Regions from separate parts of the Mus musculus genome. Here all the other regions are linked to region 3. Evidence: chromatin loops called from intact Hi-C (ENCODE). Cell type or tissue: heart. All regions are shown on one strand. Links, peaks and the distances in the headings refer to the core of each region. The heading gives the core; the rest is flanking DNA.

Region 1 (6,588 bases), core at 866-5,865, 160 kb after region 3:
ACTAGAGCTCCTCTACACTGTTAAGAGAATGAAAGATAAGCTGACCTGCTCCACATATGCCTATGTAATTTTCAAAGTGGAAATCTACTTCTTTAAAACATAATACCTTTGCTATAGATGTGAGGGTGAGACTAGAGCTGATTTTCTCAGGGAGAGCTGATAGTAGCATGGCAAGGACTAGACTGGTTCTCTCCATTTGAGTCCTTCAGGTTCACCCTTCAGGTTCATCATCTGTCAGTCAACAGATGATAGTGGCCTGAAAAATCCCAAAAGTTTTACCAGACTAATCCCTGGGATCAGTGAATGCACCTCTTACCAAAAGGTAAGAGCCTAGACAGAAAGCCACCACAGAAAAGTCTTCAAAATTGTGATAAGGATGGTAAAGTGCAACTCTCCACAACTGACAGATTCTGGCAGGGATGTGGGTGGGGAAGCACTCAGGTTTTGTTTTTGTTTTTTTTTTTTTAATGGGGCTGGCCACTGGGAGTTTCACCGTGCACCAGTGAGTGTATGGGCAAATTGGAGGACTTGCTTTGTTGCTGTTGTTGTTGTTGTTGTTGTTGTCGTCCTCCCTCTTCTCCTTCTGCTCCTTCTTCCCCTTCCTCCTCCTCCTTCTCCTCTTCTTCTTCTGCTTCCCCTTCCCCCTCCCTCTTCCCCTCCCCCTTTCCCTTCTTCTTCTTTGGGAGGGAAGGTCACAAGGGTAGGGAGCAGACCTGGGAGGACTGGGAAGTGAGTGTGACCAGGGTGTATGGTGTGAAATTCCCAAATAATCAATTAAAATATTATGTTGGGGTTGGGGGGAGAACTGCAGACAACTGTGGAATGCTGAAAATGGGAAAACGGCCTTCCTCTAGGGCAAAGCTCCTCCCCAATTGCTTATCTAATACCAAGATCAGATAACATCGTGCAGACTGAGAATATATTAACAACAACTAAAGAAAAAGAGGTCATAAATATGAGAAAGGGCAAGAGAGATGGACAGGAGGTGTCTGAGCGAGGAAACGAAAGGGGGGATGATATAATTGTAGAGAATAAAAAATATTATAAATAAAACCATAGAAGAAAAATCTCTCAGTAAGTCTTTGACTTTCAAAACTAGGTTAACTGAGATAAAAATATTGACCCTAAATGTGGGAGTACCATTATTAGGGACTGAAGTCTTAGACTTCATAAAAAGGAAAATGCTAGCCAAACACTAGCATTCATTCCCCTCTGCTTTTTGAGTGTGGCTTCAACATGACTAGCTACTACAAGTTCCTGCTACTATCATGCCATTTCTGTCATGCTAGACTGTGTTCTCTCAAACTGTCAGCTAAAATAAAACCTTCCTTCCTTAGATAGCTTTTTTGTCAGGTATTTGGTCACAGCAATCAGAACACTAGCTCCAATGCCTTCCCAGTAGCAAGTCTTCCATATTTGGGTGTCAGTATCTAGAATTTCTTTGGGGAAGGCTGCCTCTCCATACTCCATTACTGTGGTTATCTTAGAGCTATGTCTATTCCAACTCCATGATTGGTCATGTGATAGAGGCCTGGCCAATGTGAACTTCATTGCAGGCTCAGTGATAGGCTGGTGATCCAGTTAACACTAAGCAGTATCTGTGGACTTCTGATGGATGTGCAATAGGATGTACAATAGTAGTCGTTAGGGTAGAGTCAACTAACCTAGAACCTTGGGGGCTCCCAGAGACTGAACCACTAGCCAAAGAGTGAGCATGGGCTGGACATAACTCCTGTCCCCCTAGAGATGCAGTTTGGTCTTCATGGGGGACACTCAACAAATGGAGTGGTAGCCGTTCCTGAATTTGCTGTCTGCCTGTGGATCCAGCTTGTCTGGCCTCAGCAATAAACAAGGATGTACCTAGTCCTACAGTGACTTGATGTGACAGTGGGGGGATACACAGGGGAACAACCCCTTCTCAAAGGAGGAGGAGGATATGGAAGGAGGGAGTGGGCAGAGGCTGATATTGGGATGTAAAGTGAAAAATAAGTCAGTCAGTCAGTAAGTAAGTAAGAAAATAAATAGTTGGGGCATGAAAGTTTGCTTTTTCACATGCTGTAGGCTGTACAATATAAACTCTGGAGCCACTACCTAGCTAAAGTTTTACAAAAGTGAAACAGATGCAGAGAGAATTGAAGTGAAAAGATTTGAAAAAGACCAAATCTCTTGCACTGGCCAGTGGTACCTCACTTCTTCAAGCCCATGAGCTAGCACATCTCAGTTTTCAGATACTTCCAAGAAAACATTTCTAACTCCAGGTACCCAGAAGAGTATCTGGCTACTGAAAATCCTTAGAAAGCATTCCTGTAGCTAACTGAATAGAATTATTTTGTACTTACCTGCCCACACGATAAGGTCCTAAAACCAAAGTCAAGTCCAAAGTTGTTTCTTCCCAGTTTCCAAGGTAGTACTTGACATGTGTCTATTGAGGACTCAGAACTCTATGTTCTCCTTCAGTGTATGACACAACTGCAGGGAGATACAGTGTGGTTAAAGAAATGCATGTGGCAGCCAGAGCCACGCCTGGTGTTTGCAAGGCATTGAAAACTGATGATAAACCTGCTGATGGTGTCCAAACCATCTGCTAAGCTTCCCCCATGGACAATTTGTTATGTGTGTGGGATAAAGATGGTTGAGAGACTAACTGCATAGGAATAATACAATTGGCATTCTCCCTTCTAGTGTCTTGTCACTCTTAAGTGAACATGTTTGTTCTTGGATTTCTCGTCCAATTAGAGTATATGACACTTCTTGGTTTATGTGGCCAGCCTACAATGAAATATTTGCTAGTCTTTACCCAATCCATAGCAAAAGACTAACAGAAGTTATGCATGTGGATTTCACAACCAATTGGAACAGGGAAGAGTGTCTGAAGTGAGCCAGGCCACTGTTTCCTAGATAAAGAACAGTGTTAACTTAGTCATTCCATGTGAATGGAATCCCCACATGTGGCCTTGGGAGATGTGGGTGGGCATCTCTCCTCATTATGTGAAATAAGCAGAGAAAACAGCAGATGAATATAGCAGAGCTGCATACCGTGGTCTCAGGCCTAGTCATCTCTTCCCGGGGCCAGTTCTAGTCTTGCCTGAGTGCTTACTGCTCTCTCCACACTATTACACAGCAGAATTCTTGTGTCTTTACACTAGGTAATGATTTTATGTTGATGTTGCCCAGGCTGATCTCAAACTGACTTGGACCACCCTGAATTAATCACCCAGGTTATTAGGACAATATGTACACACCTAGGTAGTTAGTTCTTCATCTAGGGATTGAGTAAACCCAAGGTAATGTCTGATTCCCTCCCCCTCCCACCTAGACAAAAACCTCATACATTAAGAAAGTCAAAACTTTCTTAAGATGGGAAATTACCCAGGTGAGAAAGTCAATGGCCATTTCCCAAACCACCAAAGACATTTCCCTCAGCACCAAGAAGAGGAAAATCAAGCTGCCCCATGCAGAGCTAGGATAACATGCATTGACTGCTCCATGGTTCACAGAGCTGCAGAACATGAATTCCTTCTCAGTCTTCAGCCTGCTGCTGAGCTGGGTGATTTATTCCTAAGTCCCATCCCATGACTTCATAACAGTGTTTACACCATAAAGACTGCCAAGTCGAGATAGCATGCTTGCACCATCCCTGACATGGAGATAAGCGTTCAGATGATCAATGAAGCCAGTGTCCTGTACAAGCACAGCAGGTGGTTTGACAATCCTGTGTCTTTATGGCCACAGAGGAGTCGGAATTCCCCAGCTTGGCTCAGGAAGAAGAAGCCGGCATGGTGACTGTGTCAAAACACATTGGTGGATTTTTCTTCTCCCGTTACTGTTGCTCATTGGCATTTGTGGAAGATAGCAGATTTCAGGTTATGAAATCTACATTTCCTGCCTGTTGTTTCAAAATTATGTGGTACAAGGGAGTATCATCCCCTCTAACACACAAATGAATTGGCATCACCATAAACAAACAAAACAGTCAAAAACCCAGCCTATCTTTGGTCCTTTGCAGCTGAGCAGATAAACCATATAAAACAATAGGAATTGTTTTGTTTTGGTTTTTTTTCTTTTTTTTTTTTTGGCCTTAAAAAAATGACCTTTCCCTTGCTTGAATTGTAAGATGATACACATATTATTCGATGTCCTTTTTTCAATGTCTAGATAAAGTTACGGATGTCACGTTAATGACATCTGCAGATGATACTAAATTGGGAAAGGTTCCTTTTATTCGTAAGGATAATGTTGTATAAAGGCTGCCAGATACAACAGCATCACTGAGAGAGAAGAACGAAATAAAGAAAGTTATATCCTAAAGGAAGAGAATAGGAACTAAGAAAAATGAAAATAAACCTGTGAGTAGAGAGAACTCAGACAGATGAGCCCTAAAAACTTCTCATATCTACATGGACACACAGTGGACAGCAATTAGAAGTTCGAGTACCCTGGGGAATGAGAACTGAGCTATTTTTAGTTCCACAAGCCCAGGCATTGTGTCTCAGAACAGATAGTCTTTTCTTCTGAAACTTTAATAAGGCCGCACCTGGCATGGGGCGTTCAGTTCTGGAACTGTACCAGAATGACATAAAAAACATTCTGAAATGGAAATTTTCAGGTTTTTTTTTTTTTCTTTTTGGTTCTTCTAAGAATGCAGCCATCTTTATTTTTTTCCCCAGCTATATCTAACAACGTATCAGCTACATTTGTTGATTGGCTTCTAACTGAGTATATCCAAAAGAAATGTGAATGCCTAGTAAGTAGATTGTCCCCAAATCATCATTTCCAAGCCCCAGGCTGGCCTGCTTCCCAAGTGCCTGTCGAAGCCTGCCCACTCCCCAGTGTTCCAGTCTCAATTACTGAACTCAATGACTCCTCTTATTCCAACTGCAGAGCATTCTGTGACTCCACTCTTTAAACAACACATCTTACTCACAGTCAATTGCTAATAGCTTTACCTGCAAATAGACCCAGGCTCTAACCACACATCATGCCCTCGGTTGCTACTCCACTGATGCAGATCACTTGAGCTGCCTTCTCAGAAGACCCTGCTGAGCCAATAAGACCCGAGATGGTCTGCTACCCCGTGTGTCACTGCTCACATTTTCTACTCCTGCCTTGCATTCTCTGTCACGCTCTGGCATTCTCCCTGTTCCTAAAACACCAAAGTCAATCTCTACTTGGGTTTTTGCCTTTGAGATTCCCTGTGCCGGGAATTGCCTTGTCCGGGTGGTCACATATCTTTCCTCCCTCAGATTTTGCTTCAACATTGCCTTTCTTTTTGGGGGATGGGGTGGGTGAATGTCACAGCCATGCTAGGATTCATGTCACATACCCCCTTTCCTCTTCTCAGCACATTATCTTTCCCAGTCATTCCTTCCTCTGCCTACAGTGCAAGTGACCTCCACTAAAAAGATAAGTGGCACTTTCTAGCCTGGTCTTGTCTAGTCAGAATGCTGCTCTGTGAATTTTTTTTTTTTAATCCTCAGAAAGACATTTACAGAAGTGGGCAATGGCTAAGGTAAAAGTCCTCTTTAAAGTCTCAGAAATAAGAAGCATGAAGTTCCTGAGAATGAATCTAGTGAAAAGAACATTCATTGAAGAATTGGACAAGGGTCCACATTACCACAAGCATCATTAGGATAGACCTACTATTGCTGTTCCCTTCTCATAGAAAGGTAGCAGAGAATGTGGGAACACTGCTCAGTGTCTAAAACCTCTTAACAGATCATTGTGTAGGTCTCCCAGGAAGACATGGCTCCAGAGTCCATGTTCTCATATAAAGATCTTCAAAAGCTTGGGCTCAGGACTCTCTTACATACCTAAAAATCAATGTAGACCCCAAATCGTTCTGTATAATATATGATTGGTATAATTATTGTATTCAAAATTAGAGCTTTTGTGGAATACCTTTATTAAATTATTTTAAATATCAAAAGCTCACTATCATAACATATTTTGAAAAAAAATGATATTTTTCCAAAAACTAAAAAAACCTTGGTGTCATAGATGATAAACCTGATTATCAACTTGACTACATCTGGACCAATCAAAACCCAAGCAGCTGAGCACCAGCTTAATTTGCGATCACTTGGAGTCAGAAGAACCACCTAATTGTCAACCATACCTTTTGGTGGCGGTCCACCTAAGGTGACATGGAATAGGGAAGCTTTGGCTTTTTGCCTGGCTGCTCTCACTCTGCCAGGTTTACCGATCCTGTTGCTGAGACATTCCCTCATCCGGGTTAGAACCTGCTTCTTTGGGATGCCAATGCAGACTGAAGACCAGCAGCTCTCTAGGCACTCCCCAGAACTCCAGAGGTAGATTAGGACTGATGAGACAGCCAGTCTCATGGACTAACCAACTACCAGATCTTTGGCCTTTCTGATGGGAAACAGTGGGGCTACTCAGACCACAGCCTGTCAGCCACTCTTATAAATTACATATATTCTTCCTATCAGTTCTGTTCCTTTACAGAACTCCGACTAGCGTGCTTGGTAAAATGAGGAGTGTCCATTTGCCTACAAAATCTGCTTTAATAGAAAGCAGCTTGATGACCTATCTGCTTCTGCCTTCAATCTGCTGTGATGGGTTGTTTTG
Region 2 (6,588 bases), core at 1,092-6,091, 170 kb after region 3:
AGGGACTGGCATTGGCATCCTCCTTGCCACAGAGCTCCCTGATCCCCAGGGAAGTCACAGGCCTAGCCAGATGCCAAGCTACATTTCAGCTCTGGGGTCCTCTCAAGGTACATTGGCTGGCTGAAGCTAATGGGACAGGACTGACTGGCAATCAGCACAGCACTGCCCAAACTGCTGGCTCTTCAAAGAGCTGTTACTTGCTGGGTCTTCCTCTCTCTCCCTCCCCTTCCCCTCCCTCTCTGCTTCTCTCCTTCTGCCTCTCTCTTTCTCCTCTCCTACAGACACATATGAGAGTTGCCTGCTCTAAGAGCTGTTGGGTTTTCAGAATCAGCCTTGGGTGGTTTATAGTCTTATGCCACCAAGTCTTCTAACTCTTCATTTAGGTTCCCCTGGCATCTCAGTCATGGACAGACTTAGAAGAAAAAACCTGGGTTATACTAAAAGATGGAGATCCTAACTGAAATCCAAGCTATTCTGACAGTGCATTCTAACCAGATGAGCCAAGGGCTTTCTCCCTCATCTCTATACACACCAAAGAGCACAATTTCAAACCTGAATCTTGGCTTAATACTACTAGTTCTGGTTGCAAGATTATATTTTATTATCAGAACTTGGCTTCTGTGTCATAAAAATATGTGCACAATATCCCTTTGTTATATTTTGTAAAGATTTTAGGGTTTGTGAGACAGAAGCAAATTTTGAGATGTGTTGATTGGTAACTCTCTCTCTTTTCTTTTCTGGTTTTCTAGAATGATGAATGGCAGTAGGCAGAAATGGTTGGGTTGGTAATGAGCTATATAATGAGTTCTATATATATTTATTTAAGTGTATACACTCTATATACTTATGCTATGTAAGTATAATGACTAAGGACTTGGCCCAACCACTAAAACTATATACATACAGAACCGGGAATGGCAGGGCACACCTTTAATGACAGAAGACGTTATTACTGGGGCTTGCTGGCCAGCCAGTCTAGCCAAATCAGTGAGTTCCACGTTAAGTGAGAGACCCTCTCTCAAAAAATAAAAACGGATTGAGGAGGACAGCCATTGTTGACCTAAGTCCACACAATTGTGCATAAGCTGGCATGCTTACACACCCAGAGAAACAAAACAAATGCTGATGAAAAGTGGCAGAAGGAGATCAGAGAGGATCAGGAGGAGAAGAGAAAGGGCAAAGAGTCTGAGCTGGAACTGATCTGCAAAGATGACTTACAGAGAGCGTGGCTATCCATCTCACTACATTTTCAAGGTTATGAGGTTAAATGGTCTTACACGCGTTCTCGCGACCGGCCAGGAAGAACACAACAAACCGGAATCTTCTGCGGCAAAACTTTATTGCTTACATCTTCAGGAGCAAGAGAGCAAGAGAGCAAGAGCTCTATTGCTTACATCTTTAGGAGCCAGAGCCAGAGCGCAAGAGCGAGAGAGCTCTATTGCTTACATCTTTAGGAGCTAGAGCGCAAGAGCTCAAGAGAGCAAAAGCAAGAGCGTGAATGGCGAAACCCCGTCCCTTTTTAAGGAGAATTATTCTCCGCCTAGGACGTATTACTCCCTGATTGGCTGCAGCCCATCGGCCGAGTTGTCGTCACGGGGAAGGCAGAGCACATGTAGTGGAAAACTACCCTTGGCACATGCGCAGATTATTTGTTTACCACTTAGAACACAGGATGTCAGCGCCATCTTGCAACGGCGAATGTGAGGGTGGCTTCCTACAAAATGAGATATTTTTTAATCAGAAAACCTATTTCAGGTTTGTCTGTTTTTTTATCTTAAGCTACTTAAGGGTTATTTTTTTAAAAAAAAATTATTGGGTCTGCTACTGAAATATGCTTTCTACCACCCCTGTGCTTCACCTTAGTCTTCATGACTTCAACAAGAAGGTGACTCTGACTCACTGTCAAAGCTTTGATCCTTGCTCTAATGGCCATTTTATATGACAAATTTACATGATGTCCCGGAGGCAGTGATGGGTCCTGAACAGTTGAGAAAGGAAATTTGGAAGTCATCAACACCTTTCAGTCTGTTTCACGAAGCACATTATGAAAAGTCAAATTTGCCTACAGTGAGTGCCTACTTCCTCAAATCTGCCTCCATTTCAGGAACTATAAGAGATAAGGCCACGACCTTGATCTTTCCAAAGATTTTTTTCACAGATGCTTTTGCCTGTGTTCTCTATTCCAGGCACAGTGAACACTGCTAACAACATTCTAGTGAGGATGAAGACGAAAAGAATAACATTACCAGTAGCAACCAACTTTCACAGGTCAGCTACCGTGCTAGCTGGACTACTCCTTCAGCCATCCAGTCACACTGGGGTAAACACAAGAAGCACCCATGTCCTCATTATACTTGACAATTAAAGTGGTCAAATCACTACCTAAGGCCAGCACATGTCAGAGGTGAGGTCTGAAGCCTGGGATATGATCTTAAATTTTGATTTCTTTAATCAATTTAAAAATCTTATTTTGGCATCACCAGAAACAAAACGACAGTCCCACAATAGTCTACACAAAGCATTTGCTGATGTAAGCATGTTCTTATTTCTGAACCTGGAACAGAACCGAGGAACTTGATATAGTTTTAACAAAATATATTAGTAAGATGCTCCAAATGTCATAACACACATAAGAGGACATTCTATTCCTTAGGTTGGGAGGGTGATGGAGACTTACTTATAGAGGGTATTTTCAGAAGGACTTAAAGACTAAGAGCCTGCCAGACAGAAACTAAAGGAAGTACGCCAAAGACCACACAGACAACAATAAAAGTCTGCAGTATTCTGACAAAATAAATGCCTAGCCTCGATCGCTAATCCTAATGATTTAAGTGAACTGAAATCACTTACAGGTTTTTTTTTTTCCTTCAACAAACTAAGGAGGCAGCCAAGTCCTGGGGCTTCTGTTGAGCTGAAAATTTGCATTTCTAGTGAATTCTCATGTGCAGCTTTGGACTACTCTTTGCTGAGAGCCTGTGCCCCAAACCAAAGACCTGTCTGGAACCCCCCACTGCTAGTGTGTATACAGGAGGGAGATGCCAGGGTCACCAAGCCCTGCTCCGAATTTCCCAGAAGACCTGAGGGTTTTTTTGCCTGCTAGGAGCGGTAGTGAAATTTTACTGTTGGTTTTGGGAGCAATTAATACTGAAGCTGTCCAGTGGGAGGAAATAGGAAACCACAGCTTGAGGCTGAGTGGAGAGAACCTAGGATTTTATGGTGTTTCTGTCCCCTCCGTGCCCCTATTCACAGGCGGGTGAGGGCCTGCGGCAAGAGCATTTAGAAACACTAGTTCTTTTGTTGTGGGAGTGAGGAGGGTGTCCGATTTGCAGGGAAACGATGTTTTCACAATTCCTCCTCCAATTTTGAGGCTGGGTCTGCTGACGACAGCTTAGTTTGTGTGTTTGTCTCAAAGGTGCTTCTGCTGACCTCAGCACCCAGCCCGGAGTAAGGAGGGACAGGCAGGAATCCTAGCTGGGAATGAGAGGAGCAAGGCAAAAGTGGGCTCTGTGGATGCAGCTGGGACAAATGAGAGCCTTGGGAAATCCTTCCACTTCTAATTCAATTTCTATGCTTAGTTCTTATTTTCCAGGACGGAAAAAAATCTAGACTCCGAAAGGTCAGCTTCCAATTGTAGACTCTCCCTCTCAGACCACACCCACCGGCTCCCACAAACCCCGGCAGCTCTGAAGGTCACTGCCCAAGAACCGAGGAACAGGAAGAAGCAAGCGCACGGAGTCCTTGTTGTCTTCTTTCCACCAGATTGCTTTGCTAGCTGACAGTAATCAGCTGTGCTAACATTCCGGGCATGTCCCCTCTGCACCCGCCATACTTGGCATGGAGGAAAGGGAAAGAAAGACAGGCATTGGCTTCTAGAGACCAGGAAAAGAGATGAAAGCAAGGCGTTCAGGTTCTGTGTTTCATCTCTGTGTTCATTTGCTGTTATAGTGCCTTGTGGCTCTGCAGGAGTCTTGTGGGAATTTCTAGAAATCTAGTTGGCAGTGCTCCTAGTTACTACACCATTATGTCCCAGAGACACTTAATTCAGGATATTCGTTGTCATACTGTTGACCAAGAAAGAAGAGCCTGACAATTATCTAGAAAAGAAATACTACCAGAGACAGCACGATCTTGGCTCCTCTTCACTGGACACTGAGACTGTTATTCCCCAGATTACAGTGATCCACACTTTCTTTGAGAGTTGGAGTATTTTTTGTCATCGTGTCTATTTCACACAAGAACACAATTAGAGGAGGTTTCCTCAACAGAAGAAGCTGATTAAGTTCACAGATTTATTGTGAAACCATTTGGGAGTCATGGAAAATGAGTTTCACTGCTAAGCTTTTCTTGCTTTAAGTAAAGAGAAAAAAAAAAGGCAAACTGCACCTTGAATTCTCCATCTATAACAGATCATAAAATACCCATAGCCTTCCATGTAATTTACTCATCTCAAGAGAGATGCTGAATGCTTCTTCCAGTCTCTTAGTACTTTCCCAAGAGTTCAGCGATTTTACAGGATACAGCGGGGGATTCTGACCCTGCAGTAGGGTAGGCCAGACAGTGGCAAACTGCCAGGATACATGTCACAATAGAAGGCTGTACTTTGCACAACTTGCAAACTAGTGGGTGGGAGAGCCTTGTTTTATTTGAGTCCCGGGAACGATGCTGTAAATAGGACTGATGTAAACAGAATCCATTTTCAATAGCAACGAAGACCGCATTAATGATGATGCACTTTTGACCCAAATGCCCAAAGTCCTGGAGAAAGAGTCAGAAGCCATACTTCAAAATCCTTGCTTTAATGAAGGTTTCAACACACACAGTTTCAATGTTCATTTATCAAACACATATCTCATGCATGTTTCTTCAGATCTTGGGATTTTAGGGTGGTAAATTTCAATGGTGTTCCATGCCCTGTGCCCCTTCATCCAGAACACTTAACAACCGAATAGAAGAGAACAGGTCATAAAACTGTTCCTGATTTAGGCAGGTTTTGTTTATTTTAAATAAACAAAATTTCAAGAATGCCGAGATAAGCATTATCTCATTTGCTACACAAGCAGTTGAGAGTTGGACTGGTTTGTTGGAATGGACAGTTAAAAGTGCAAGTTGATTTCAAATCTGCTCTCATCATCAAGTCTACGATCAGGTGGTTTATGCCTGCCTGGTGTCACTCTAGATAACATCTCCCCAACACCAGACTGTTGTTTTCCCATCTTCCTGGGCCTCTCCTTCCATAATCATTTCAAGCATACTTTCTAGGATACCCATCCATATTTTTGATGGATACACAAAAATGTAAGGGAACAGGCTGTTGCAGGGTTTGTAGTCTACCTTTGGCAAAGGAAGCTTATTCTGCAAAATTAAAGCACATCAAATTCATGATAAAATGATATTCAGAGCACCCTGGGTTTGACGAGATCTAGATATCCTCCTCCTCCTCCATCTTTTTAAAGTATAAAACTATAATCCAGAAATACAAGTAGAGCTCTAACATGAGAGCATAGACGAACGAGTCTGGCTGCCTCCTGGTCAGCACTCTGTACGGGCTGCCAAGGTCAGGACAGCACTGATGCAGAGGCAGAGAGCAGAGAGCAATAACACAAGGAACATGATCCAGAGCTGAAACCCAGAGGGTCAGAAGCTTGCTGACAGATACACAGACGCAGTAACTCCTCACTCACTTTCCATAATACAGAATCCGAGACGTAGATTTCTCATATCACTGGGATCTTACAAAGTTGTATAATAGGAGAAAGAGGCATGGGAGGAGGCAAGGAGCAATCCTGAATCTGTCTGCTGTACCTCAAGTTAACTGTTGATAAAAAATGGGTATCATCATCTCACACACACACACAACACACACACACACACACACACACACACACACACACACACACACACCACAAGCAACTACTTGGGAATCATGTTGTCTACTGATGATCTCCCAGTGCAGATACTTGCTTGGGAAATGGAACTTTTAAGGTACACAGAGTAGAGATTGAAAATTATTATCACTGACCCTGTCACAGCAGATGTAGAGCCAAATAAAAAGGAGTAGTGTGCTCAATTCTGTAACATTTCACATGGCCCCTGACCTCTCCATTTCCCTTCGTCTCAGTGAAACTGGCCTCTTGGACAGACTTAGCTAGGAATACATCTGTAACAGGATTAACCCCACTTTTGCATCCGTGGACAGTCAGGAACTAATTTAATGAGCACCTAAATGGACTCAGCCTTGCTTTCTCCAGGAGCCAAAGGCCCTGGATTGCTTATCACTGTTTGCAAGGAGTTTTTGTTGTTGCTTTGTAGTTGGCACACTCTGTAGGGATTCCTCCTTTGTCCTCCAGAACAGTCTTAGAGGGTGGAAACTGTCGTTAGTTGCGGTTTATGGATGACTACGCTGAGTCGTGAGGATGTTTAAGAAGGCTTCTCTCTTCGGGGCGTGACAAGGGCATTCAGGTCAGACCCTCGTGTTCTATGACTTGTACAGAGTGAGGTTCCACCCAGCCTCCATGTCTCAGGACAGCTAAATGGGAGCACATCTTACATATTACTTTCCTAGACAGATTAGGTATGTTCTGTTCCAGA
Region 3 (6,588 bases), core at 742-5,741:
GTTACTCTGAGATGACTTGTTCTTAGACTGTCTTTACAACTCCCCAAAGAGCATCGTCTTACACTCATTACTTACTTTGGAGGAAGCTGCCTCTATGAAAATTATAAATGCAGAAAGGAGCATATGAAGGCTGTAGGAGACATTAGTGGTTATCCTAAACCACGCTGCCCTGCCACCTGGGAGGAAGGTAGCCTCTGACGGTTATTTGGTCTGAAAGAGGACAGCTACTATGTTACAGAACATCCCTCCTTCATTCGTGCCCCCCCACCTCTCCGTCCGTCCCCCCCCACACACACACACACCAGGACTTCTCACTTACAGCATCTCACTTTAAAGTGCTTCTTGCATTTCCTTTCTTCCTTCCCCCTAGCAGTTGCTGTCTGTCTCTAACAAAATCATTTCCAAACATGTCTTTAGGTGTTCCATTTCTCTGAGTTCACCTTGGGAGCCACGCAAAGGTTGACTCTGCCGCTCACTGCAGCTGATTCTCTGATGTTAGTACATTGTCTAATGAGTGGGCGTCTCTGTTGCTCTCTGCTCAGATTTCCCTCAGCTATTCTAAAAACCCAAATCACAAAGCCTCAGAGCCAACTGTTCCCCATAGCCAGTGGTTCACATTCTCCAAGTCCAGACTCAGCCTTGAGAGAGATGTTAGTATGACACAAATTGGCATTTTCTTGGCATTTCCTTTGCCCATAGCCAGATCTTTATTCCTTGGAAGGAAGCTGAGAGTTGAATAGCCCTTCTAGCTGTTTCCTTACTGACTGAATTTGGGCATCAACACGATCTGAATCTTGAAATGTTTATCTTCCCCTACCAGCCTCGCTGTCTTGAACCCTTTCCTGTGTCTTTACAATTTATAAATGCCATCCTACGTAACTTTACTTTTAGGTGTGCCGATCTATAAGGAGAATGCAAAGAGACAGAGAAAGCACGTTTACACACCCGTATCAAGTGTTCTACCTTTTCATCTGCTAATTCCCTCCATGCACAGCTATTTGCACACTGGGTGATATCACCCAACAGCTGTCTTGGACTGGAAACTGAAATGCCTGTAGATTTCCAGTCTTTTGTCTTACCTACCCAACAATTTGTCTCCTTTCCAAAACACTAAATTAATAAGGGAATGTTTGGCTCCCTTTGCTGAGAACTGAATCCTATAGCTTTAAAGAAAGCATTTCACAACTTCCCTAATGTTTTAGTGTAATTGTCTAATTTAGTCTGTAATTGTCAAATTTAATTCCAGATTTGCTTTCAAGAATCATTAACTGTGATGTCTTACGGGTATGAGCTTTACTACTTAGTGAAAAAGAAAAATAGATTTTTATAAAAGTTTGTTTTCTAATCTGCAGTTTGGAGGACGTGTGTGTGTGTGTGTGTGTGTGTGTGTGTGTGTGTGTGTGTGTATGTGTGGGAGGGTGTGTACATGTGTATGTATGCGTGAGTGAGTGTATGTGTGTATGTATGGGTGGGTATATATGTGTGTGTATGAAGGTGTGTGGGAGTGTGTATGTGTGTATGTTGGTGTATGTGTGTGTTGGTGTATGTGTGTGTGTGTTGGTGTATGTGTGTGTGTATTGATGTATGTGTGTGTATGTGTGTGTGTTGGTGTATGTGTGTGTATGTTGATGTATGTGTGTGTATGTGTGTTGGTGTATGTGTGTGTGTGTGTGTTGGTGTATGTTTGTGTGTGTTGGTGTATGTGTGTAGGGAGGTGTAGTGGGAGGGATGATACTTTATTTGCCCACTGTACCCAGGTTGACCTATATGAGAACCTTTATGTCTGGTATATTATAGGCTTGTAGATCCCTTGGGTACAATGAACAAAGCTTCCTGTGTCCCATTTTGTACAATAATTAATCAGTTTAATTACTTATTACCCTTAATGAGTATCATTATTATCCATTCTTACTAATTGACATAATATTACACACATACATACAATTGCTTTCTCAGTGAAATATAGATTTCTGAGGCTCTTTCTCTTCCTCCTGATCTACTCTTTCATCTTGCTCTCTGTCATTACAATATCCATCCTCTGCTCTATTTTGGTCATTGCTTTCATTCTCTTTATACTTCAAAACGTTTGTTTATGTGAGAGTGAGACCGTTGCCACTGAACGCTTCTCCAGACTGCCACTGGATTACCTAGGGACATGCAAACATTAGTTGCAGCTCAATACATTCCTACAAACCTTATCTGTTTAACCAACACCTAGACTGAGGGAAAGAATCCAGAAATTAGAGAGCACTTGACCTAATCATAACAAACAAAATAGGAGCTCACATTCTGCTGTCTCCCTACTCCCCCTTTAGCCATTTACTTTTACAGATTTAAAAAAAAAAAAAAAGCTAATGAAAAGTTCAGAAGGAACAATCCAAGCTAAGGGAAATTCAACAACAGAACTGGTCCTGAGGATCAATTGAAGAGAACTTGGGCCTATGATCTGAGACCCTATCAGAATTTGTGCCTGTCTATTCTCAGTTGCTAAAGGAGCCTTCCTGTGAAATTGATCAGTCCCTCACAGGGGACCAAGATCTCCCAAGCAGTCAGGATTGCACCCCTACATCAGGCTTCCTTGCAGGAAGCTGTCATACTTTCTACAAAGCCATTTCTTAGGGTTTAAATGAAGTTAAAACAGCATGTCTCTACAGGGACTTAAAGTCTTGCTTTCCCTTGGGGTCCTTGCCTTGAAAATGTCAGTGAAGCTCAAAAATAACAAGGGAAAGGCTCCCTGGCTAAAGACCAATCTCTAGTACAATGATTACATCATGAGCTACATCATAGAAATGTTTTCCTGGTTCTTATATAGAAGCTGACATACAGGACTGTACTTGTCTTCCGCTCGTGTTGAGATCGTGTGCAGATTTCAAACTTTCCTGTTCTGAATGGGTACAAGCTGTGATATTGCCATTCAAGGACTTCCAGTAGCGGCAAAAGGAAAATTACGAACCAACTCCCCTCAGAGAGGAAGTGCCTATTCAAACAGCCGCTGTTGGCTGTGAGCACAGGCCGCGGTTACCTCCTTCCTACCAGGAATGGCCCAGTGTCCAGCACTGTTGCTTCTCCAATCACAGGCTGTTAAGATTGGCATGTCAAGAGGATGCTTGGCAAGTGCAGCGTTTGGCAGAGCCTCATTTATCCCATAAGTACTCTGGGAAAGAATTAGCTACAGGCATTTTCCCCAAAGACAGAATTGTGCATGTGCATTGATTCTGTTTAATTTATAACAAATACCTCTAAAGGGGGTGGTGGAACACATATAGCTTGGAAATCTTCTACACAATCTATTGACAAATGTCTCCAGGATTCCCCTTTGTTTTTCCTCACCGCTGGAATGGAATGTGAACAGGCAAGAGGTAGTACACACACTACAGACAGGACAGGCCTTCGCTATGTCCCTCTCTCATTTACGTCTAAGATTAAAGAAAAACTGAGCAGAATTACCATTTGGTTCATATTTTTATTGCCTCCTAAAAGCCTCACTTTATAAGCGCTGGTGTCTGCTCTTTGCCCGGGTCACATTTGGGATGGAATAACTGGAGATTCCCAGAAAGCCCCTCCCTGATTGCTGTTCCTTTCACCTTTCCCACAGTCCTTGTTCTTGAGGTCAAGACTAGACACTCTTGATTGTGGCAATGGGGCTGTATTCCTGCCAAGAGCTCTGCCTAGATGTCACTTGAGAAATACTGGACAGATGAATTCTTCTCATCACTCCTGACTCCAAAGTAGGCTGTCCCTTCCGTGGAAATACTGATGACGTTTCAATGTGGCCCTTACAGGAATCTCCTTTCAAACCACAAGTAACCGTCATGAGGATGGTGCATTATTTTTCTAGTTGGTGTGATAAGATACCCGAGAAACAGCTTAAAGGGAGGATGGCATTATTTTGGCTTACAGTTTGAGGATGCAGCAAGATCACGTGGTGTGGAAGGTATCGTGGCAGGAGCCTGAGGCATCCTCAGCCAGGAAGAAGAGAGTAATGGATGCTGCTTCGCACTCATGTTCCCTTTTCATATGGTTGGGTCTCCCCACACTCTAACCTAATCTAGAAGCTTCCTAATAGGCATGCCCAGAAGTCGATCTCCTCTGATTCCAGATCCTGTCAAATTGGCATTATTGACTGTCACAGATGGCATTTAAGTTATTGCTATAGCATCATTACTTTAACCTTCCTGCAGTTTACCTTCCCATTTGTAGGCCTTATCTAAAGCCTGGCACTGGGCACTGGACCAAGTGGACAGCTTTTAAGAGGGTACTCATAGTCCCTTCCCTACAGAGCCCCATTTGCTAGGACACAGACACTATGCTGGCAGATATCTAAGTATGATAAGTGTAGAATCTTACCAAGAAAGGTTCCAAAGGACTGGGAACCCGGGTCATCTCATCAGATACTTTCCGGTGCACTTCTCCTAATGAGGATAGTACATACTGGCAGACACTGGAGCACAGTAAGGTCTCATTATTATGTCTCCCAGCTGTAGTAACAGGTCCTAAGGTGGCCACCTTCTAATGAGGCTCACATTATACCTTCGGGTAAACTTAAATCCAAATTAAGACAAGAATATAGAGGAAGGGGAACAGGCAGGCAGAGAGAGACAAGAATAGCGGAGAATCAACAATAGAGATGTGTGTGTGTGGGAGAGAGAGAGAGAGAGAGAGAGGGAGGGAGGGAGAGGGAGAGGGAGAGGGAGAGGGAGAGGGAGAGGGAGAGGGAGAGGGAGAGGGAGAGGGAGAGGGAGAGGGAGGGGAGAGAGGGAGAGGGAGGGGGAGAGGGAGAGAGGGAGAAAGGGAGAGGGAGAGGGAGAGGGAGAGGGAGGGGGAGAGAGGGAGAGGGAGAGGGAGAGGGAGAAAGGGAGAGAGAGAGAGAGGGAGAGGGAGGGGGAGAGGGAGAGAGGGAGAGAGGGAGAGGGAGGGGGAGAGGGAGAGAGGGAGAAAGGGAGAGAGAGAGAGAGGGAGAGGGAGGGGGAGAGAGGGAGAGGGAGGGGGAGAGAGAGAGAGAGCGAGAGAGCGCTGAACTTTCAAGTAATCCTATTGGCAGACATTCTTCCTTGTCTGAGAGAAAACATACATAAAGCTTGACTCCAGACACCTGGACATGAGTCACACATCATGCTCCCAGCACACACAAACTCTGGCTTTGGACATGCTGCCTCTGTGTCTTCATTTGTACTCCAAAGACTGGGCTGTTTCAGCACTGGAATAAGATAAGCAAGTTAATGCCCAGCAGCCGTGCTTTCAGTGTGTAGGAATGCTTTGAAACACGCCTCTTCAAAGCTCCTCATGTAAATGAACGTGTGTCCAGTGCATGGAAAGGACTTTCTGCCTTGAACTTGCTTGAGTTGAAAGGCAAACAAGGCTGTGGAACTCTCTGGTACCCAGAGAGAGGGAATGTGCAGGTTTTCCTCTGCAATTTGTTTCCTACCATCTCCAGTGTGTGTCTGTGGTGTTCCTAATGTCTCCAGGCTTGCTCACATCAGTCATTTCCCATCTGTGCTGGTTTCTCTCTCTCTCTCTCTCTCTCTCTCTCTCTCTCTCTCTCTCTCCCCTTTCCCTCTCCCCATCCCCCCTCACATGTTCCTGTGTATCTATGCTATCTAGTGACCATATTCAATCTTGCAGGAGTCATAATGCATGTTCTTTGGCCTGTGTTCATAATGTCCTCATGAGACTATAGGGGTATAGAACATCCTTGTTGTCTGAGTATACTTACACTTGGCAAGCAAAGTTTTCCTAGACCATGTTGCTCTGAAAGCCCATGGAGGAAATGGATTGCAGCATGAGTAGAGGAGGTCAGACTTAGGGGCGCCCATTGATGAAAACCGTATTTGCCAAATCAAAAGCAATACTCCATCACGTTTGGGAACAGTTAGTTCTTCTTGAGTACCTAGAAGGATGACAAACTTCTTATCTTCTGTGCTGGATTATCTTATTCTACGGTTCATTATCAGGAAAGAATTTCTCTTGGGAAATGGAGAGCAATGAACTTTTAGGAACTGTTCCACTTTAGATTTCAGGTGACCCCCCTTCCTCCTCACCCTCCGAAAGGCTTGTTGTAAAACTTTCCCTCTCTAGCGTCTGGTGCTACTGAGAGTTGATTGAACCACAGAAACTCCACATTCATCAATGGGTCCATCTATTTATGGATTTGTAATGTGATATCATTGGGAATGCTGGAAACTTAGAAGGTGGGGTCATCTTGAAGGAAGCAAGTCACTGGAGTGTTTCCTTGGTGGTTTTGCTGTGTTGATGAGTGCTTTGGGCACCCAGGAGGTGAACAGCTGTGCCCTCAAATGCTCTTCCATTGTGACCTTCCATCTTACCACAGCCCATAAATAACGGAGCCAGCTGAATGTAGGCTGTAACACCTGAAACTATAAGCCAAAATATATTTCCTCCTTTTTAGTGTTCTCTCAGTTATTGCCCTTGGGAATGGTTTCTCGAGATCTGTTATCTGCCCTGCTCAAGATCAAACCATTATCAACCACCATGTTTTAAGAGAGGATGACCAAGAGCAGAGAAAGAGGTAAGCATCCTGATTTGGATCATCCGGTCTCTCAGGGAGTGAGAAGGTGACTCTTACTTGAG
Region 4 (6,588 bases), core at 923-5,922, 51 kb after region 3:
TTTCACTGTAAGACCTTTAGGGAGAAGCTGATGCAGGGCCTGAGGGTCAATGTCGCTGAGTGCCACAGAGCCTTGAGAGCAGGGTACAGCTGGAATTCTTGGTGGTCTGGGAGGAGCTGCTTTCCCATTGAGCAGGTTGGAGCTGACATGGGAAACCCTTAAGCAGTGCTTCTCAACATTCCTGATGCTGTGACCTTTAATACAGTCTCCATGTCGTGGTGACCCCAACCATAACATTACTTCATCGCTACTTCAGAACTAGAATTTTGCTATTATTATCAATTGTAATGTAAATACTTGATATGAGACCTGCCAGTTGATAAAAACAATGCCTTAGATAGAGGAAAGGTGTGTGAATTCCTAATGCCTCTGTTGCCAACCTTTGGGACTAAGAGAAAATAAAAAGGGCTGGAAGGTCCCTATGGGGTTGACTGCTGATGTAAGAGATCTTGCTCTTCAAAGCCAGAATACAGCTTACAAAGTTTGCAGAGCTAGTAGGTGACCCCACCCCCCAGCTAAAGAGTGTCTATTCATTAGCATAATACAAAGCTCAGGGGATAAAAATCTGGGACTGGTCTAGAGTTGTCAGGCCCTAATTATCTAACTTTTTTTCCCATCTAGAAGCCATTCTTTAGCTTGTTGGTGGAAAAAGCTGTTTTAGTTATCTGCCTCCCCACCCCACCTCCCAACTATGTGCATTGAATGTTAAAAATAATAACCTTAGCTCATATTTATTTAACAGCTTATAATGTTCCTGGGACTATACTGGGTGTTCTTTCATTCATACTGTCAGGAAGTCCTGGTCTGTAGGCATTAATAATTCCCTTTTCTAGTATAGGAAGAAAAGCTCAGAGCAATGAAGAGACAACTTCATAGTCCATCAGCTACACAGCAATAGGGTCTCATCTGAGTATGGCTCTAACAAGCTGCCTCACTGAGCCCTCAAACAGTGGGTTGGTTTCTCTGCTATTGCAGTCCTCAGTACCCCCTGGGGACCCCAAACAGCCTAGCAGAAACAGGATAGATATCTGCAGGTTAGGGTCTGCCAGAATTAAGTCCCCACGTTGCCCCTGAGATCTATACACACACATGTCATATGCCGGAGTATACTTTGAGTCAGGTATGCTGCTTCAGAGAGGTGAGTGAGGAGAGCTGCTTCTGCCCATCTTTGGGTAAATGGTCTCATTCTATCGCTAAGAAAGTTTCGTTTGATGAGGACAAAGGCCGGGTCCGGTTAAGTCACAATTCAGATGTGTGGAGACTCCACCTGAGGAACAGGTGCAATGCCCATACACTCTGATCTTCTGCTAAGCCTCCATGGCTTTGAGAGTCTGCAAATGGTCTCTTTACTTCGAGCTTTGTGGAGTTCAAGGCACAAAACTGACACTCAACTAACATTCATTAATTTAGATAGATGCTAATTTTCATCTCCACCTGCCTCTACCCCCATGCCATAGCAAATATAAAAATATATTTGCTTCTTAAATCAGGTCCCTAGAAAGTGAAGCAAACAAAGTGAAGCTTGGACACTGAGAAGGAAGACAGCAGCACCAGTAAGTGTGTCTAAGGAGGAAAGGGGAGGAGCGAGGCAGGGTGTGAACTCATCAGGAGCCAGGGAAACCGAAGTGTGGGAACAGCCTCCAGACATGAGGGTGCTCCCAGGCTCCCCCAAGGACTCGCATGAGAACTATTGAACCTTGTGTTTTTCAAACTGTAGGTTATAATCTTTGGGGTCAGGGAATCATTTTTATGAATCATGACCAGAAATATGTTTTAGCATAAAGCTTAATCAAGTAGAATGTAAAATAAGATATATATTACTGTTTCACACCATAAAGATTATCTCTCTGTGAAGCTGCAATCCAAAAGTTGAAAATGCATTGCTCTGTTTTCTGATTCCTGGGAGGTTGCTACTCCCTAGTCTAAATTCACCACACCCTCCTGACAATGATCTTTTCTAATGCTGGAAACAGGAACTACAGTGCAATTTTCTCATCACAAAATACCTTTCTCTTTCCTCCTGTCTTTTCCTACAGAGAAGGAATAATTGCAGAATATTTTGGTAATGAAGATAAGAGCTAACACATGCATCCTCTTAATTCTAGGCAATTTATAGGCACAATTCCCATTTAAACTACCCCTACTGTCTTCTAAACTGATAGCTACTCCTATAAGGCAATTGGCTCCCCTCCACATCCATGTGAAGAATATGGGTCGCCCTTGATGTCATCGTTGATAGCCACTTTCTGGGAAGTTGGTTAGAATGAGATTTGAACCCTCTCATCTTCTTGTGAACATGTGTGTAGTGTGTACAGTGTGTGATGTGCTTCTCTCTATATATGCATGTGTGTAGTGTGCATGTGTATATATGGTATGTGTGATATGATGCGGGATGGTGCTTGTATGTGTAAGTGTTTTGCATGTATATGCATGTGGAGGCCTGAAGTTATCAAGAGCTGGGGTTTTTTTTGGTTACTTTCGCTTTGTTTATTGAGGCCTGATCTCTTGGGGGTACTCATTGACTGCAGTTAGATTAGCTTCAGCTTGCCCCAGGGAGCCCTTGTCTCTGGTTCCTTAGTGCTGGAATTACCGGTGGCCACTGTCTCGCTTCTGCTCTAGATGCTAGTGAAAAGTGCCAAGTGCTATCACAAATCCTTGCTGAGCCAGGTTCAAAACGTGACCGCACAGATATGTAAACATTATTAGTGTTGCCCCGTCATCCCGTACAGCTTGATTTCTCTTTGGAGCTCTGTCAACTCCTATTTCAGAAGAACAGAGTTTTGCATTTTCAGGGTCCAGATCAAGAGTTTGCTCCCTTGTCTGGGATCTACAAAGGATCCTCAGCAGGGTGTGGTCACTTTCACAGCTGATCACACTGGAACATCCCAGCCCCACATCTTGCCAGATAGCCTCCACTGGCTTTTCATGTTCTCTCGACAGTCTAGTCTCTTCTGGCCTTTCTCAAATGCAAGCTGCATCACCTCTGTGTTCCTGTGTTTCTCTTTGCTGGTACATAAAGACAGTCTGTAATATGGCTGCTTCATGTCACCATGGTCTAACCACCTTCTTCTCCATTTTATCTTTTTCATGCATAACTATATATTTATTCTGTCACTTTGGGCCATCATTGTAGCAAAAATTATTAATGAGTACCATAAAGGTTTTTAGGGTTTTTACAGTTTAAAATTAAACTTTTTGGTTGGCAAAGAAATGAGTTTCATTACGTTAATGTTCCTTTTCTCTTTTATTTTATTAGATCTTTGATAATCTCAAACAATGCATTTTGATCTTATTCATCTCTTTCCCCCAACCCCTTCCATACCTACCCCCTCTTCCCTACTGGCCTTGTCATCTCTCTCTTTACTTTTTTAGACCTACCTAATGCAATTTGTGCCATCTATATATTCTTGGATGTGTGTCCTTCCATCAGAGTGTGGGCCCATTACCAGGGCCTACACCTTAAAACCTGACAGACATCTCCTTGTAGCTGTCAACTGTCATTATGGAAGGTCAGAGCTGTATTATACTATTTGCTCAGAACTTCTTTCATTTCCCATGATGCTCCTTGTTCCTTCTTGTCACAGGATTGTGACAAGGCTGTGCTTTCTCCTGTCACCATTAGCTTTATTGACTCCATTAGAAGTGGTCCCTGTCCTTCTAGGCAGGCGACTCACAATGCAATCTCAGAACACCCTGGGGCTTTGCTTCATAGTATTGTGCCCGTTAATTTGATTAATGTCTGTCTCCCTCTTTGGACTGAGAGCTCTAGTAAGGTGAGCATAGTGTGTGTGTGTGTGTGTGTGTGTGTGTGTGTGTGTGTGTGTGTGTGTACTTTTGCCCCAGGTCCTAGAACTGTGCTCAGTTCAGAGTGTGGAGCAGGACATTTCACATTCAGCCTTTTGGACCTCTTTAGAAGCAGGTATGTGAACCAGTGCTCACATTCAGCCTGGAATCTCAACTCAGCGGGGAACAGCCAAAGGCAAATCACCAAGGGATTAAAGAGCCAGGTTTAGGGGCAGGAAGAACCTTTCCAGTATCAGTGTTGATGTCTCAAAGCCTTGGTATTTATGGTTTCTCCTTTGTTTGGTTTGGACGCAGGCATTCCTCTATCTCCTTTGGAGTCTGCCATTTCCTTGTTTAGGGATTTAATTAAGTCTGCTCCTAACATGCTACAAACAGCCAGTGGGGGTGGGGAGAGAGAGAGAGAGAGAGAGAGAGAGAGAGAGAGAGAGAGAGAGAGAGAGAGAGAGAGACAGAGAGAGAGAGAGAGAGAGTGAGAGAGAGAGAGAGAGAGACAGAGAGAGAGACAGAGAGAGAGACAGAGAGAGAGAGAGAGATCTGCACTGGGGAGATATGTTAGTTGTGCACAGTTTAGCGAAGCTGAGGGATTTACTGTGTGCATAGCTCCATGGTGGATCTGCCTGTGCTGTTAGTCTAATCCCAGATTTCGAGCTGTTCCCTCGGCTTTGTGTTTCCTAAGGGATCTAATTCTAAGTAGGAGCAAAACCAGAAATCAGACTTGTCCATAAACAAAGAGAAGTATTTTCTTCAGGAGCCTTATTCCAGCAACGGATGGGACCACGGTGTGAGAATGCTAGCAATTACCAGTAGTGGAGAAATAGCCTTGCTTAAACTTCTTTTTTAAAGTGTCGAGTGCTTTGCCTACAGTGTCTTATGTAATATCTACAACCATCCTAGGAAGGGCTCTGTATGACCAGGGTGAAAACTGCAGCAGAAGGAAGCCGACCCTTTCCCGGAGACCACACAGGAAGCAACAGGTGGTAAAAGAATTCAGAGGGGTGCAGATGATCTTTCTGTCTCACCGCCCCTCACCACCGTTTTATCTTCCCCTTTGGTCTCTCATCGTTCCTTCCATAAATCTTTTATTTTCAGGGCTTTATTGTATAATGGTCACCAGGGAAATCAAAGGATGGTAACTTACAAGGCTCTTTCCCTGGAAAAGTTGACCACCCTGTGGGTTATAGATTGGCTAATTTCCTTGCTGACATCTTTCCTGTTTTCTTTTTTTGTCCCTTTTAATTAATTGACTAATTAATTAATTAATTTTAATTTGTTTAAGCAGAATATTATTCATACCCCAAGCTGGCCTGGAATTCACTATATATCCCAAATCGGCCTTGAACTGGAAGGCAACTTTCTTTGCTTGTCCTCCCAGGTACTAGATTTGTGCTACCATGCCTGGCTCCTTACTAACCTGACTGAGCACTTCTGAGACCCAGGCTTTTGATACCCTATTTGTGATAGTTTATTATGCCCACGTTGATGATCTTACCCCTTCCTTTAAATAAGAAAATGGAAGCCTGAGGTGAACCAACTTCCTGTTAGTTCTCAGGGAGGCACCTAAGAGTTCATTATTTAGGGTAATTTGCTCAGCCTGGATGAAAGAAAGCCTCAGACTTATCTGACTTAGTGAAATGTCCATACATTACACTAAACTGTAGCAACATGAAGAATGCATAGATAAAGGGACTTCCAAGGCACTTTAAGAGCCTTGGGTAAGATGCATGTATCTTTACCCAAAGAAGGCTTTTTGAAGAATTCTAGGACAAAGAAAACTTAAACATATCCAGTTTTTGTGGTAACTTTATCCTTTGCATTACATTAGCTGTACACATAATAGAGCAGGTGCTTCCACCAAGTCTGAGCGAGCGCCTTGGCTTTCTCACTGACTATTCTTACCGTCCTAAGAGTCAAGTCACAGACCTTGCACATACTGGAGATGTACTCTACCACTGAACTATCCCAGCCCTTCTGGGATAGATTCTGATGGCTCTTCTGATTCAACAGGTCAGAAACAGATTCCAGACACATCTGCATGTGTAACAAACTCTCAGTGGAGTTCTTAAGTTCCTGACATCACAGAATCTCAAGTGCATACATAAGCTATACAATTTTTTTCCAACATCGAAGTTCTGCAAGCTAATGTTCCCTAGTGTACATGCCATAAACTATTCAGCCAGAAATAGGATCAACTATCGTAACCTTTGGAAAGCTAAGCAGCAGAGAATTTAGATGTTCAAGGTTGTCTTATCTCTATTACAACTCAAACTTAAAGCCATAGACAGTGTGTAAATGGGTGAACTGGTAGTGTTCCAATACCATTTTGTTTGCAAAGTAGGTGGTAAATCAGATCTGGCCTGTAGATTATAGTTTGCTGACCTTAAACTATAAAAACCCATGTTACAAAAATAAGATTACAAAAGTTTCAAACCATATGTCTTCATGAATATTGATGGTATATATTAACATTGTAAAGATTCTAAGAAGGCACAAGAAGTAAAAAAAAAGAAAGAAAGAAAGAAAGAAAGAAAGAGAGAAAGAGAGAAAGAGAGAAAGAAAGAAAGAAAGAAAGAAAGAGAGAAAGAGAGAAAGAAAGGAAGAAAGGAAGAAAGGAAGAAAGGAAGAAAGAAAGAAAGAAAGAAAGAAAGAAAGAAAGAAAGAAAGAAAGAAAGGAAGGAAGGAAGGAAGAAAGAGAAAAAGAAAAAAAGAGAAAAACCCAATTGGTTTAATTTTGAACAACCTTAATATTTAAAATTTATTTAACCACACAACTCTATTATGAGATAT
Region 5 (6,588 bases), core at 1,012-6,011, 82 kb after region 3:
TCTAGAGGACCTGGCACATCTCATTTAGAATAGATCAGGTAACTGTGTTTTAGGAATGTGTCCCTGGTCTGTGTTCCCAGCTCTTTCAGGGCCTTTGCAGTGCTCCTCCTTGCTGGCTTCCCAGCCTCCTCTCCTCTCCTTGTACAGAGCTGGCCTTGTCTCTTTTCAATGCATTTTCAGCATGGGATCCCAACGATTAAGTTCGCCTTGGCTTTGCTCGAAGCTTACCTGCTTATTGTTCTGCCCCAGATTTGCTGTATCCGAATGGGACCTAAAGCCCAAGGATTCGGAGTTTGGAATCCATTTCCAGGCCTGGCAGCCTGTGAGGCTGGTTTCTATAATCCTCCTCTTTCACATGGCTCTCATATGTTGATGACTTCCCATTGATGACTTCCCTGGAAGGTTAAGAAAACTTCGGTGGAAGTCGTAAGAGGTCCCAGAGAAGGAAAGAAAGTTAAAGCAGGAGTTCTGACTGCTTTCAAACAGCCTTGAGGATTTTTTTTTCTTCAATATTTTAAGCTCCACTCACTTTTTAAAAAAGGCTTCTGGAGACATGTGTCAACTATACCATAAAACCAGACTGGCTATCATTCCCGCACAACCAAGACAATGGAACCAAACAATGAGTTTATTGCTCTTGTTCATGAGCGTGGTTCCTGAGTTATAATAAACAGTTTATTGTGTAATTACTGTGACCCAGCCAACGTGTTAGAGCTGTCAACAAAAGCTCTCTTTGATGCTCATTACACAGCGCCAGTCCTGTGTTCCCCTGAGAAAAGTTTAAATGATTCACCCAAGATCACTCATCTAGCAAGTACAAGAACTACCCACAGACTAAACTCTAGGTGTGTTGAACCCCACTGTCCACCTCAACAAAGACTTAAGTTCCTATCTAAGCTTTGAGTTTTAGAGAGTGAAGAAATTGTTTGTAAAATGAAGATGATAATATTCTGTCTTTGAGGTTAAGGAGTTAAGACTAGTGGGAATTTATTTCTAGACTAAAACGATGGGCATATGTACCGTCTTATTATTTTATGAATCCATTAGTTAGTGGCATGCTGTATTAATAGGATTATAATTAATTGACAAAGAATGCTCTGACTGTAGTAGAGAAGCCTCACTATCCATAAAAGGAAGACATTGGCTTTGGACTTGATCCAGCATGACTTAGTTACTGAATGACAGTGAGCAGCTCAATGAAAGCTGGTCTGGCTAATGAAGTAGCCAGCTCACAGTTCTCTGGTTCTGCCCCGTGTTTTGACACTCATTTATTTCACAAAGTATGCAAATACACAGGTGTCCAAATAAGAGACTATTGCACTGTTTGTTTTCTACATGTTTACAGTCTCGGTTAGAACTCTTGACATAAATTTGAAGAGCCCCAATGCCTTATTTTAAGTTTCAGGTAATTTTTCTACTTTTCTGGTCCTACACTCTTATTTCTATTCTAATGATTCAGATGGTCTTCCTAATTCTGAATGTGACTTCTCACAACTTAGGACTCTCTTTTCTGACCCAGAGCAAAGAAAAGCAAAATGGACTGAATTTCAACATCAAAGTCCAGGGTTTGTCCAGAAAGGCCAATGTCATATGCCTTTGACCAGAGACATACCCTCTCAAAACCAGCCCTGTCAGGAATGACACAGTTTTGGAGAGACATAAAACTCAGCACATCAGAGAATTGTTTCACATAGTATTGATACTTGACTTTTAATTTTTTCCAACTTCAGGAGAAAAGGCCGTCTTAGTTTAAATAATGCTTCTTTAAGGAAAACTACAGAGAAATTACTGAGTCCCTGGAAACCAACTGGGTGCCACTGCTGTAGATTCAGGAGCTTTAAGTCTTAAGTCATTCTCAAGTCAAATTTTGTGGAAATGTCAGATTCCAGCAACCAAGAGACAAATCAGTCAACCATATCCACAGATATTATCACTGAATATACTCTGTGCTTCATGTCTTTCCTAGTGAGCCACTTCTGAAGATGAAGAAGACGAAGAAGACGAAGAAGACGAAGAAGACGAAGAAGACGAAGAAGACGAAGAAGACGAAGAAGACGAAGAAGAAGAAGAAGAAGAAGAAGAAGAAGAAGAAGAAGAAGAGGGGGAGGGGGAGGGGGAGGGGGAGGGGGAGGGGGAGGGGGGAGGGGGAAGGGGGAAGGGGAAGGGGAAGGGGGAAGGGGAAGGGGAAGGGGAAGGGGAAGGGGGAAAAAGAAGAAAAGGTGCTTAGCACTGGTTGTATTGCGTGACCAATGTTACATTCTTTTCGTTCTCAATAGATCTGACTCTTCTTTTCTTTGAGTATTGGTAATGCTCAGAAGACATTTTCAAACTCCTGACTTCCATCTCTAAGGACAGCTAAGAGAAAATGATCTGGAATAGGGATTTAGTAGAAAGATAAACAAACAAACAAACAAACAAAAAAAAAACCAACCAAACAACATCAGAATATTTAGCTTGGACTTCATATCAGAGAGAGGTTAAATAATATATATGGTCAAAGAAATATTCATCCAATAAATTCTACCTGTCAACATTATAAACATGGGGTTACAAGGAGCTAAAGGGATCTGCAACCCTATCGGTGGAACAACATTATGAACTAACCAGTACCCCGGAGCTCTTGACTCTAGCTGCATATGTATCAAAAGATGGCCTAGTCGGCCATCACTGGAAAGAGAGGCTCATTGGACACGCAAACTTTGCCCCAGTACAGGGGAATGCCAGGGCCAAAAAATGGGAGTGGGTGGGTAGGGGGTTGGGGGTGAGGGTACGGGGGACTTTTGGGATAGCATTGGAAATATAAATGAGGAAAATACCTAATTAAAAAAAATAAACATGGGGTTAAAAGCCCCAGTCCTGTATCTAGGAAGCAATGATAAAGCCAAGGGAATATAAACAAACCATCTGTTCCAACCTTCCTAGGAAATCCTCTAGGTCTACTTAGAATGGGATTGACAAGGCCTCATTGGGAGAGAAAAGACAAGAGAGAAAGCTCAAACTCTTCAAGTTGGCGCACACCATGTGGAGAAGATAAAGCATTAGAAATGTGATTAAGTTGACCCCTGGTTTTCTCTTCTGAATGAAGAAGACTATGGTGATTGTTCTTGCTGAGTAACAGCAAGGCCCGCCTCTAATCATGTTTCTTATGAAGCTTCAGAGGGTATGGAAAGAGATCAATCCTATCATGATATGGCATCCTTTTTTAAATTTGATTGATGCGGAAGAACATGGTTTGGGTCGAAGGCTTCAAAAAGCCTTCAAAATGCAGCCAAGCCATCCCCTTGGCCTCTGCAGGGCCCCTGAGTCATGGGCCTTAGGGTTTCTTTTTCTTTTTTCTTTTTCTTTCTAATCCTCCCTCTCTGGGTCCTGCATATGAATCAGAACACTTTGTACCATGGAGAAACAATATAAATAAATCATGTGATCAAATGACCTTTTTGAAATCACGTTTTGGCTGGACGATGCTTTTCACAGCTGTCTCTCTGCTCTGACTGCAGATGCCAGGGAGAATGTGTCTGACATCCAGTTGAAGCCAATTCATAGGAAGCTGAATTCAACACACTTCCTTTTCACATTTTTTTTTGGCAGTTTGAAAACACACACTGCCAGTGATCTGGCATGTGTGCAAATAATATCCTTATCTTTGGCCCTCAAAGTTGCTTCTGGAGAGAGGAAAGTGGTTCTAGGAGAAGGGGCCTGAGAACAGGATTCAGAGGAGATGGATTGTTTACTATTTATTGTATTTGTTTACTGGAGTCATTACAATAGCTGATAGCTGGTTGTCTGGGAATTGCTTACTGCAGTGGCATGTAAAGAAGAAAGTGACCTGAGAAGTGACATGGGAGTCCTCTTTTTTTGTTGTCCTTTCAAAAAAGTGTGACAGGTCTACATATGCCAGGAGATGAGACACCGATCCTGGGGGTGGGGGCAGGGCATGACATGAGTGTGGGGCCCATTTCTCCAGGTGTTAGGGGTTTGAGGAGGTATCTGACAGACTGTTCTGTTTGTCAACATTGCCTAATCCACATGTCAAACAACGTTTCCAGGACACGTCCTGTTTGTGTTCCTTTCCAGAAGGATTAGAATTAACAGATGCATTAGTCCCCAAAATGACTGGCGAGGCTGTTAGGGAGAAAAGCATGGCTAGCTGGCCTGCCTGCCTGCCTGCCTGCCTGCCTGTCTGCCTTCCCTCCTTCCATTCTTCTGCCCTTCCTTCCTTCCCTCCTTCTCTCCTCCCCTTCTGCCTTCTTTCCTTCCATTTTGTTATTAATCTGTTGCCTAATTTAGTTTTATCTGAGTTGTTATATGTCACTGGGAACAGAATAAGAAGTAGAAATTAAACATTTTCTCTCTGAAAGCATTTCTGAGAGAATGTTCCTGCCCCTTTCTTTCCTAGACACTCTAAGTTCTTCTGGAAGGATAGAAGGAATAAGTTATAACTTAAAAGCAAGAAGCATCTACTCTCCTCCTCCTCTCTAGGTGACCTGTGTGTGAATCCTGCCTGGAAGCTAAGCCCTCTCCTTTCCCCTAACTTTCCTTGTGACTTCTCTCTGGTCCCCTCCCTTGGCTCGCTCAGCTCTTCCCCTTCTCAGTCCTTCTGGTACTCTTTATCTTCTCTTTTCTCTTCCACCCACTTCTAATCTTCCTCCTCCTCCTTCTTCCTCTCTCTCTCTTTCTCTCTCTCCCTCTCTCTCTTTCTCATCATGACAGCTTCCATATCTAGTTTACTCACTTACTCACTTTCTAACACAGGAATTGGGTTTGGAGTTTTCCTTGGAATCCTAGCCCAGATTCAGTGCACTGAGTTAGCTGTGGAAAGGGGATGGAGCCCACTCCTCCCACTCCTGCCCCTGCATGTCTTTTTGACCACTAAGATGAATACCTGGGGATCCATCCCATAAACAACCACCAAACCCAGACACTAATGCAAAAAGATTTTGCTGATAGGAGCCTGATATAGCTGTCTCCTGAGAGGCTCTGCCAGTGCCTGACAAATACAGAAGTGGATGCTCACAGCCATCCATTGGACGGAGCACAGGGTCCCCAATGAAGGAGCTAGAGAAAGTACCTAAGGAGCTGAAGGGGTTTGCAGTCCTCTAGGAGGAACAACAATATGAACTAACCAGTACCCCCAGAGCTCCCTGGGGCTAAACCACCAATCAAAGAAAACACACAGAGGGACTTGTGGCTCTAGCTAGCTGGTGCTCTAGTAGCAGAGCATGGCTGAGTCGGCCGAATCAATGGGAGGAGAGGCCCTTGGTCCTGTGAAGGTTCTATGCCCCAGTATAAAGGAATGCCAGGGCCAGGATGAGGGAATGGGTGGGTTGGGGAGCAGGGGGAGGGGGCAGGGGATAGGAGATTTTCAGAGGGGAAACTAGGAAAGGGGATAGCATTTGAAATATAAATGAAGAAAATATCTAATTTTAAAAAAAGATGGACATTCAGCTCATTGTGGGCCAGTTCTACCAGAGATTGTTGTAAAATCTACAAGGAACTAAAAAAAGGTAAAATTAAGCAAAGTCTTGAAAATTGTGTTAGCCACATCTCAGTGCTCCAACTTTCCTTTGAAAAACAACAAAATGCTTCTGTTGTTTTGAGGTCGTCAAACAAAATAGGTGTACATCGTTTTGTTTACAGTTTAAAATTTGTTTATTCTTCAAATGGGAAAAGGATGGTGAAAAAATCATCAATGCCAATCATTTAATAAAGGTAACAAATAAATAAAGATACTGCCTTTCCATTAAAGGCAGCTGACATGCTAGCTAAATGTTAGTATCAATCTTGTAATGTTGCCCACCAGTCAACCATTTTGACCTACAAAAACCAGACTTTCATGTGGTTCCACCTAATGGACTGACTTCATGTAAAATTTTGCTTTGGACTCAGTATGTCTATAGTTTCTAGTCGTGGAGAATGCACAATGGTTTCATCCCTCACTCTTATTGCCAATCCTTTAGGAACCCTAGGGGTTGAGTCTTTTTTCCTGATAATCTGATGATATAGCTCACGTAAGGTGCCAAGCACAGGTCAATAGCTTAACTCTTATCAATATAGTGCAGATTAGAATACATCAGGAGATTCAAAGCCTTGATCAAAACTATGAAATTCTAACAGATGTCTGTGATGTACTCGCTGAAGATGTGGATGGTGGGTTAGAGATAGTGCCATATTGTTTAGGATGGGATCTGCCTACAGTATTCCTTTTTACCAATAATTTATTTTGAAAGTAAGAAAATGAGAGCTGGGGCTATAGCTCATTTGGTAGAGTGCTAGCCTAGCATGCACAAGACCCTGAGTTCAGTTCCCTGTCATGAATAATTTAGGTCAATGGCACATGCCTAAAATCCCAGCATTATGAAGTCAGGGGGGGTCAGAATTCATTCTTAGCCATATACTGAGTTAGAAGCTAGCCCGAGCTAAAGGAGAACCAGACTCAAAAAAGAAAAGAAAAGAAAAAGAAAAATTAAAAGGAAGCCACCACAAACTGTAAATGTCTTATTTAGGGTTTTATTGCTGTGAAGAGACATCATGATCATGGGCAACTCTTATATGGGAAAACATTTAATTGAGGCTGGCTTACAGGTTCAG

Evidence for each region. A loop is a pair of places that touch in the nucleus more often than their neighbours do. Peaks named below come from ENCODE experiments on the same cell type or tissue, not always from the same donor. Only the 100,000 strongest peaks of a DNase experiment are listed, where the experiment ranks them.
Region 1: a loop joins it to region 3, with 2.4 times the contacts of the local background. A loop is called at or near these places in 2 of 42 quality-filtered maps.
Region 2: it touches region 3 in a loop (4-fold over the local background); 2 of 42 quality-filtered maps call a loop at or near these places.
Region 4: a loop joins it to region 3, with 1.9 times the contacts of the local background. A loop is called at or near these places in 3 of 42 quality-filtered maps.
Region 5: a loop joins it to region 3, with 2.0 times the contacts of the local background. A loop is called at or near these places in 2 of 42 quality-filtered maps.

What each region holds. Positions count from the first base shown.
Region 1 is chr6:93,073,121-93,079,708 of GRCm38, reverse strand. All of the region lies in intron 1 of 9530026P05Rik (RIKEN cDNA 9530026P05 gene), which reads right to left. Among named protein-coding and RNA genes, the nearest start is that of Gm38863, 120 kb to the left of the region's middle. In heart, for the core only: no CTCF peak of the experiment used is centred there; a DNase peak (open chromatin) is centred at 3,658.
Region 2 is chr6:93,063,538-93,070,125 of GRCm38, reverse strand. The region is part of intron 1 of 9530026P05Rik (RIKEN cDNA 9530026P05 gene); the gene reads right to left. Among named protein-coding and RNA genes, the nearest start is that of Adamts9, 120 kb to the right of the region's middle. In heart, for the core only: no CTCF peak of the experiment used is centred there; DNase peaks (open chromatin) are centred at 3,715 and 4,565; H3K27ac peaks cover 1,256 bases.
Region 3 is chr6:93,229,217-93,235,804 of GRCm38, reverse strand. All of the region lies in intron 3 of Gm38863 (a long non-coding RNA gene), which reads right to left. Among named protein-coding and RNA genes, the nearest start is that of Gm38863, 38 kb to the right of the region's middle. In heart, for the core only: no CTCF peak of the experiment used is centred there; a DNase peak (open chromatin) is centred at 2,974; H3K27ac peaks cover 306 bases.
Region 4 is chr6:93,178,861-93,185,448 of GRCm38, reverse strand. No RefSeq gene overlaps it. Among named protein-coding and RNA genes, the nearest start is that of Gm38863, 12 kb to the left of the region's middle. In heart, for the core only: no CTCF peak of the experiment used is centred there; no DNase peak of the experiment used is centred there; H3K27ac peaks cover 1,085 bases.
Region 5 is chr6:93,147,614-93,154,201 of GRCm38, reverse strand. No RefSeq gene overlaps it. Among named protein-coding and RNA genes, the nearest start is that of Gm38863, 43 kb to the left of the region's middle. In heart, for the core only: no CTCF peak of the experiment used is centred there; DNase peaks (open chromatin) are centred at 3,491 and 3,970; H3K27ac peaks cover 294 bases.